Linked DNA regions of Homo sapiens: region 2 is linked to region 1. The links are chromatin contacts, found by Hi-C or POLR2A ChIA-PET in ENCODE. All regions are on one chromosome and are shown on one strand. Each heading gives the region's core, a stretch centred on a gene start or an enhancer-like site at or near the end of the contact. The rest is flanking DNA. Distances are from core to core; before and after follow the strand shown.

What was found. A loop is a pair of places that touch in the nucleus more often than their neighbours do. ChIA-PET counts read pairs that join two places held with the same protein, here RNA polymerase II (POLR2A). Pooled maps may share reads with other maps.
Region 2: a pooled map shows a loop between it and region 1 (3-fold over the local background). The contact joins two enhancer-like sites. A Hi-C loop is called at or near these places in 6 of 50 pooled maps. POLR2A ChIA-PET finds 5 or more read pairs at or near these places in 2 of 52 experiments (AG04450 and activated T-cell).

Annotation. Positions count from the first base shown.
Region 1 is chrX:39,729,760-39,733,665 of GRCh38, reverse strand. No RefSeq gene overlaps it. Among named protein-coding and RNA genes, the nearest start is that of MIR3937, 70 kb to the right of the region's middle. RefSeq lists an enhancer at 2,617-2,911. Within about 2 kb of position 1,790, at least 4 of the 41 ENCODE cell types and tissues checked have a DNase peak (open chromatin) inside an H3K27ac peak, as active enhancers do.
Region 2 is chrX:39,868,167-39,872,072 of GRCh38, reverse strand. No RefSeq gene overlaps it. Among named protein-coding and RNA genes, the nearest start is that of MIR1587, 33 kb to the right of the region's middle. Within about 2 kb of position 1,697, at least 2 of the 41 ENCODE cell types and tissues checked have a DNase peak (open chromatin) inside an H3K27ac peak, as active enhancers do.

The DNA.
Region 1 (3,906 bases), core at 541-3,040:
TATGGACATCTCTAGGGTTTGGGATGCACGTTGGCTTTCAGCTCAGGAAGACACCTGAGGCTGGAGAACCTGAAACAGGGACAGAGATTGATGATTTATTAAGGTAACTCTGAGATCCCCCTATCTTTCTGGGTCCAGGATTTACACCAAAGGGAACCTCCACTTTATCTCTCCTTCCCACACCCATGTCTACATGGCAGATGGGAATTCAGGGTGTAGAGGGTGTGGTGGGGGCAAGGGAGAGGAACAGGAAGACAGTTCATTCAGAACTCTCATGTGGCATTTGTGGCTGCTGCTTCCACTTCATTGATCAGATTTTTCCCAATTTGCCAGGCTTGGGAAACTGATCTGAAAGGTTGCTCAGAACATTTTGGGGATCTGTCCTTCAGAATCTACCCAAGAACATTTGTCCCCTTCTGAGTCTGGTCCCAGCCTCCATGGGGCTTCAGACTGCAGTATGAGCTTTTTAAACTCAGTTTTTCCTCTTTCTATGCTATTGGCCCTGATCCCTTTGAGAACCTTCCGTGGCCCTCACAGCTTTATCTGCTACTTCCCCAGCATGGTTTGACAGTGAGGCCTCTGTTGTGGCATTGGTGTAATCCAGTTCAGCAAATATTTACTGGGCCTGATCCCTGCCAAGAACCATGCAAGACCTGGGAGACAAACGCACCCTGCAGCCAGTGGCCTGGGAACTTCTGTTCGTTAACCCCATCTACAAGGAGACAGCCTTGTGAGTCCTTTTTGCATGAACTATCTCATTTAGCCCTCAACTCAATGCCCATTTTTCAGATGGCAAAACCGAGGCCTTGAGAATTTCCCCTTTATCCTATTTCACTCAGCTCATGCCACAGAGATGAGATTTGCACTTATTTTGATTTCAAAATCTATATTTTCATCACACTCCTTTGACTCACTTGGGCCAAAGCCTCAGTTTCCTCAGATGTGTGATGGGGACAATTTTATTCGCAACCTTAAAAGAATGTTGTGAGAGTCTTTTGTTTTCTTTTCCTTTCCCTTTCTCTTTCTCTCTTTCTCTCTTTCTTTCTTTCTTTCTTTCTTTCTTTCTTTCTTTCTTTCTTTCTTTCTTTTCCTTCTTTCTTTCTTTCTTTTCTTTCCTTCTTTCCTTCTTTCTTTTTTTGAGATAAGATCTTGCCCTGTTGCCTAGGCTGGAGTGCAGTGGCACGATCATAGCTCATTGCAGACTTGAAAACCTGGGCTCAAGCCTCTCACTTCAGCTTCCCAAATAAGTGGGACTATAGGCACATGCCACCATGCCTGCCTAATTAATTTTTTTTTTTAATTTCGTAGAGGTGGGGTCTCACTTTGTTGCCCAGGCTGTCATTTACTTATTGTGATGATGAAGTGGGGTCTGGAAAGCTGCTCTGCCTTGCGGAAGAGTTAACTGATCCAGGAGCTTATTACAACCTCAGGAAAGCCCTTGCTGAGTAGGCACTTAGAATCTTCATAGTGAGCGGTGCTGCTAGCTCTTCTTCCCAACACTGGTGTACTACCGCAGCACCTGGAACCCCAGAGGGACATTACTTCTATGCTTTGATTCCTTAGAGCTCCATGAGGGTGTCCAGGGGAGGGGGAGAGTCAAGTATATCACGGACTGTTAATGAAGGCCTTCAAGATGATCTTGTAAAAATCCAACCCCATCATGATACAGTGTGGAAGCTGAAGCCTGGAGAAGGGCTGGGACTTGTCCAAGACCACGCAGCTGTTTCTTGGCAGAACTGGAGTGACCAGGCGGCTGTTAGGACTTTCCCTGTGGGACTCTGGGGTTTGTTGATCAAGTTCAAGTCTCAGCTTTTCCAGCATGAAAATGCACGGCCTCTGAGAAATGACACAGGGAAGGTGCCTGCAGGAAGAGGAGGGGAGAAGAGGGAGAAAAGTCAGGAGGGATGGGAGTCCTAGGCACTGCCTTTTGAAAAACATTAAATATGAGAGTTGATATAATCCAGGGGACCTCCAAACTGGCGGAGTGCCCCAGGACTCCCACCTGCAGCAAGCTGGGAGTCTGGCACTGGAATCTGTTTTATAAATGAGTTCCCTGGGTTACCGAAGCACGCACTCTGGCCCAACCCCTGACAGAGGGGCACCTGAACCCTGTGGGGCCAAGCTGGTTTGTCACCCAGCTCCTCCCTGGTGGGGCAGGTCCCACTGTCCCCTGCAATAAGGTCAGTCCCAGTCCCTCCCCCCACCTCCATTTCTCCAGTTGATCACGGTCCTCCTTGCCCACAGCCACCATGGACCCCATGACAAACACACGAGGCTCAGGCCTGGAAGATCTATTAGTGCCACTCCTGTCACCGCCCGCAGAGCAGGAGGAGAGGCAGCCAAATGCTGTGCTAATTATTCTAGCTTCCAGCAGGGTCTCGGAGGTCCCAGCCATGGTAAATCTTAACTTTCATGCTATGGTGCACCGGGATGCAATTTACTTCAAAGAGAGCATAAATCCCCACTGCGGCGTGTATCAGAGGAGTGTTACATAAAAGTGGCCCATGTGCTTCCCACCCTGGCTGCCTTCTCTCGCTCCCCTTCTCTCCCTCCCTCACTCTCTCCTCGTAAGTTTGAAAAAGCCAGCCCGCGGTTGGTTACACATCTCGCACGCAAAAACATTTACACACACGTCTGCTCCCAGCCTTATAAATCACCAGGCTTGGCGACTTGGCAGTGGGAACACAGGCGAGCTCTATTTTTACCAGCCCCATCCGCAGACAGCCCCGGGGGCCCCTCCTTTCCTACAGTGACACCTACTGGTGCTAGCTTTGGCCAAAGGCAGCCTTGCCGCTTCAGACCCATTTCTCAGGCTTTGGAGGATGGTAACTGATCAAGGCCTGGCCCTTCCCCCAATTCTTCCTCTGCTAACCCCTTCCAGCCTCTGGGGAATTCCTCCAGCCACAAATTCCACCCAGGAAGCCCCGCCCCACCACCAACGCCCTCAACCAGGCTTGACATAATAATTACCTTCCACAGAGCTGCGGACTGCAAGAGGCAAGGCCAGCACAACTCATTAGGATGTCAAAGGATCAAGGGAATTGGGGAGGGGACTGCCTACCAGGTCACCACCCCCCCACCTTCGGCCCCAAAAGCAAGGTTCCTTCCTGTAATGCAACCTCCTGGGGGGTTGTCCAGTTGTGTTTCAAGCAATTACTTCCCTGTGAAAGACATCTGTTATCTTCGCTGACACACACGAGACTGGCGGCCGATGTGGTTTCTGCGAGGGGCTTGTGAATCCTGGCATTGTCATCGCAGCCCCGGTTGGGAACGAAGGGGGTGGGGTGAGACAGAGGCACGTCTGTCTCCCATCCCCAGGCCCCAGCCCCAGCCTCCTCCCAGCGACCTCTCCGGAGGCAGCCGTGCCAGGTCTAATGCTCCTAATGTCATCTTTGCAGATCCATTTGTGATTCCTTGATGCTGTAATTACTGCGGCTCCACTCCCCTCGCAGCAGCTGCCATTAGCTGGGCAGACCGCAGGCTGCGGTGACGTGGCCTTGGCAGCCTGGGGGGCCTCTGAGGGTTGGCTGGGGTGGGTAGGACCCTCCCTGCAGGCCCAGAGCTGCCAAGAGGCCCAGGGAGGCTGGCTGAGCTGGTCGAATGCTGGCCTTTAGTGGCTTTGCCCTGAGTGTAACCTCCTCCCACTTCTCCCCGCAGTCAGTCGACTGTGGAAAGTGCCCCAGGGTGCAAATGCCCCAGGGTGAAGGGTGAATTCTGCACAGTTCCAACTCAGCCGCTGACACACTGGTGACCCTGGGCAAGTCACAGCCCCTCTAAGCTTTGGTTCCCTCAATCATAAAAAGGACAGGGTTGAATTCCCCAAGAGGAGGGGAGGTAGCTTCCCTTCCAGCCCTGACTGGGGATCCCTCTTTTTTCCTATCTCAGCACCTGGAAGGACCTGTACAA
Region 2 (3,906 bases), core at 448-2,947, 140 kb before region 1:
TTTCACTTTAACAAATAGATATTGGGATACAGCGTAACAAATACAAGTGAATCTACTGGCCAATGGAACAGCGTATTTGAGATCTGTAGTCCAGTGTGTTCACTGCTGCATTTTCCTTCCCTCCCTCCTTCCATCAGCCCACCCACTCTCACTTAGCAAGTTTTGGCTTGAGAGCTTGCTCCGTGCCGGGAATAGGACGTGGCAGTTCATGTGCTCAGTATCAGCTAGGATTAGCTTTGGCTGAGAGTAACCAAAAAACCCCACATGACATTGGTATGTCCAAGATAGCATTCACTTTATCCCTCGTGTTCAGAAGGTCCAGATTTAGGCAGTGCCAGGAAGCGCTGGCATTGTACAGGGTTAGGGACACCGGCTCCTTGTTGTCTGCCAGGTATGGCTTCTAACATGGTTGAAAACCATGTCTCAGCTACGTGCAGTGGCTCATACCTGTAATCCCAGCAGTTTGGGAGGCCAAGGTGGGAGGATCCTTTGAGCCCAGGGGTTCAAGACCAGCCTGGGCAACATTAGCGAGAGACTCCATCTCTAAAAAAAAATAAGCCAGGTGCGATGGCACATGCCTGTGGTCCAAGCTACTAGGGAGGCTGAGGTAGGAGGATCTTTTGAGCCCAGGAGGTCGAGGATACAGTGAACCATGGTCACACCACTGCATTCCGGCCTGGATGACAGAGCAGGATCCTGTCTCAAACAACAACAAATAAAATACCATATCTAGACTTTCTTTGACAGTCCTCCCAACCAGGTGGAGCCTAATTCTCCTCTGAATATGGACCAGACATTTCCAATGAATTGAATGAACCAGAGGTGATGCTGTGAGGCCAGGTTGGAAAAGGTGATATGGCTTTCACCTCTCTCTCTCTCTCACTCCTTCTCCCCCTCGCCCTCTCTCCCTCTCTCCCTCTCTCCCTCCCTCCCACATGTCTTTGAAGCACTGAGCTGCCATTTAAGAATTTGGCTACCCTGAAGCTGCCATGTTGGAGAGAGATGCCCAAGGTATCCCAGATATTCTATTCTGCACAATCCACTCCCCACCCCTGCCAGTCTTCACAGCCCAGCTGCCAGACACGTGACTCTGCCCCGACACACATTTCTGCCCCTTCTGGAGCCTGCTAAGCCCACCACCCCACTTGGAGACAGCCTTCTTTTTTTTTTTTTTTTTTTTTTTTGAGACGGAGTTTCATTCTCGCTCTGTTGCCCAGGCTGGAGTGCAGTGGCACGATCTCAGCTCACTGCAAGCTCCGCCTCCCAGGTTCACACCATTCTCCTGCCTCAGCCTCCCGACTAGCTGGGACTACAGGCGCCCGCCACCATGCCCGGCTAATTTTTTGTATTTTTAGTAGGGACGGGGTATCACCATGTTAGCCAGGATAGTCTCGATCTCCTGACCTCGTGATCCGCCCACCTTGGCCTCCCAAAGTGCTGGGATTACAGGCATGAGCCACCGCGCCCCTTCGGAGATAGCCTTCTTGAGGGTAGAGGTCTCCCTAGAGCCTGCAATGGGGCCCTCTGGGGTCCTGAGGACACCGACATGCCTGCTGCCTGGGTTGGCAGCTGCTCACCATCTTTGCACTATCTTCTTACTGACAGCCCCCAGGTGACTCAGAACGTGTGGTTGACGTGGAGCCACTCAATTTCCTGCCTCGCCTCTCCTCTGGCCTCCTGGCTTGCAACCAAGTCTTCCTATCTGGGGGGTTGAGGGTGCTGTGGCTTCACACTGGCTTTCTCAGCTCCTCCCTCTCCTGCAGGGACTAGGTTGGCGGATCAAGGGAGGAGGAACAGTGGCCCTCATCCCTTCCAGTGCAGTGGGAATGGCACTAGATTGGAGATCTAGGCTGTCATCCAGGCTCTGCCACTAACTGGCTCCTGAGACTTGGTAAATCCCTTTACCCCTGGTCACAGTTTTCTTATCTACAAAGCCTTCATAGATTGAGGCTTTGTAATGCTCTAGTACAGTCATGTGTCACTTAATGAAGGGGATATGTTCTGAAAAATGTTTGGTTAGGGGATTTCGTCATTGTATGAACATCATAGCATATATTTCTACGAGCCTATGTGGTATAGCTTACTACACACTTAGGCTACATGGTATAGCCTGTTGTTCCTAGGCTACAAACCTGTACAGCATGTACTGTACTGAATACTGCAGGTAATTGTTATACAGTGGTATTTGTGTATCTAAACATCTCTACACATAGAAAAGTTACAGTAAAAATACAGTATTATAATATTACGGGACCACTGTCGTATATACAATATGTTGTTGACTGGTACGTCATTATGTGGTGCATACTTGTATTTATTGAGTGTCCACACTATCCTGGGGTTAGGCTCTTTGGAGGATCCCAAAGAAATTATATCATTTAGTGATTTTTCCATTGTGAACCCAACCCAATTCAATATTAGCAAAAGGGGAAATTGATTGGTTTATGTTACTGAATGGTCCAGAGGTAACCTACTTCAGGTATGGCTTCATCTAGGGCTTAAATGATGCCACCAGCACCCATTATCTGCTCTGTTTCCTCTGGATGGGTTTCATGGTTACACACAGTAGTGGTTCCCTGCCCCCACCCCCCAACCCCATCCAGATTCCTGGAACTTCCAGCCCCCATTCCTGCCACCTGCCCACCCAATTGTAGCTGCTCTACTCTAGAACTCACATGCTGTACAACCAAACCCAGCCCAGAAGAGAGACCCTGTGTTCCAGCATTCCCATCAAGAATCCTGATATTCACTCTGATTGGACCAATTTGGTCATGTGTATCTTCCCTTTTGAATTAAGCCAATCTGGTTGATCCCTAGAGCTGGATGTGCAGCCAACTCCAACTCCCTAAACTGCCTGGCTGGGAGAGGGAGGAAATAGATACTGGCCACTTGTGTGTGTGTGTGTGTGTGTGTGTGCGTGTGTGTGTGTTAGGATGGGGGTGGCTTATTCTTAAAGATCTTACTCAGAAAGGAGGCTGAGGCAGGAGGATCACTTGAGCCCAGGAGGTCAAGGCTGCCATGAGGTGTGAATGTGTCATTATACTCCAGCCTGGTCAACAGAGAAAGACACTGTCTCGAAAAAAAAAAAAAAAAGCGAATTTATGATTTACACTCAGGATGCAGAAAGCATGACTTGAACGATCCTTCCTTGTGAAATTTGACAAAGGGAAAACTCCATGTGAGTTCAGGGGACAGGGAGGGCTTCTTGCAGAGGCAAGACTTGGATGCTGAGGAGAATTTAGGCAGAAAGAAGCCTGGGGTTGGGGTAGACGAGGACCTTTTTATGTGTGATCTGCAACCCTGCAGCTTCTCCCAGTCCCAGCACTATATCGATTGCAGTTTGAATAGGTTGTAATTGTGGAAGCAAAAACTTCAACAAAGGAATTTTCAGGGTATGCAATTCAGAACATATGTTGAAGTCCTAACCCCTCAGTGCCCCAGAATGTGACAGTATTTGGAAATGGGGTCTTTAAAGCGGTAATTAAGTTAAAATGAGGTCATATGGGTAAGCCCTAATCCAATATGGCTGGTGTCTTTATAAGAAGAGGAAATTAGGACACAGACACATACAGAGGGAAGACTGTGAAGATATACAGCCAGAAGACAGCCATCTACAAGCCAAAGAGAGAGGCCTCAGAAGGAACCAACCCTGCTGGCACCTTGATCTCAGACTTCCAGCCTCCAGAACTGTGAGAAGATAAAATTCCATTGTTTAAGCCCCCCAGTGCATGATACTTTGTTACAGGCAAAGCCCTGGGAAGCTGGTTTTCAAAAGTGACCATGAACCCCACCTTTCTTTGCCCTTTCCTGGGAGGCTGACTCTGCTCCTCACACAGACCGGCTATGCTCCCAGCAGGATGCCATGGTGAGGGGGTCTCTCCTACCCCCACCCCCGGTTATCCCATA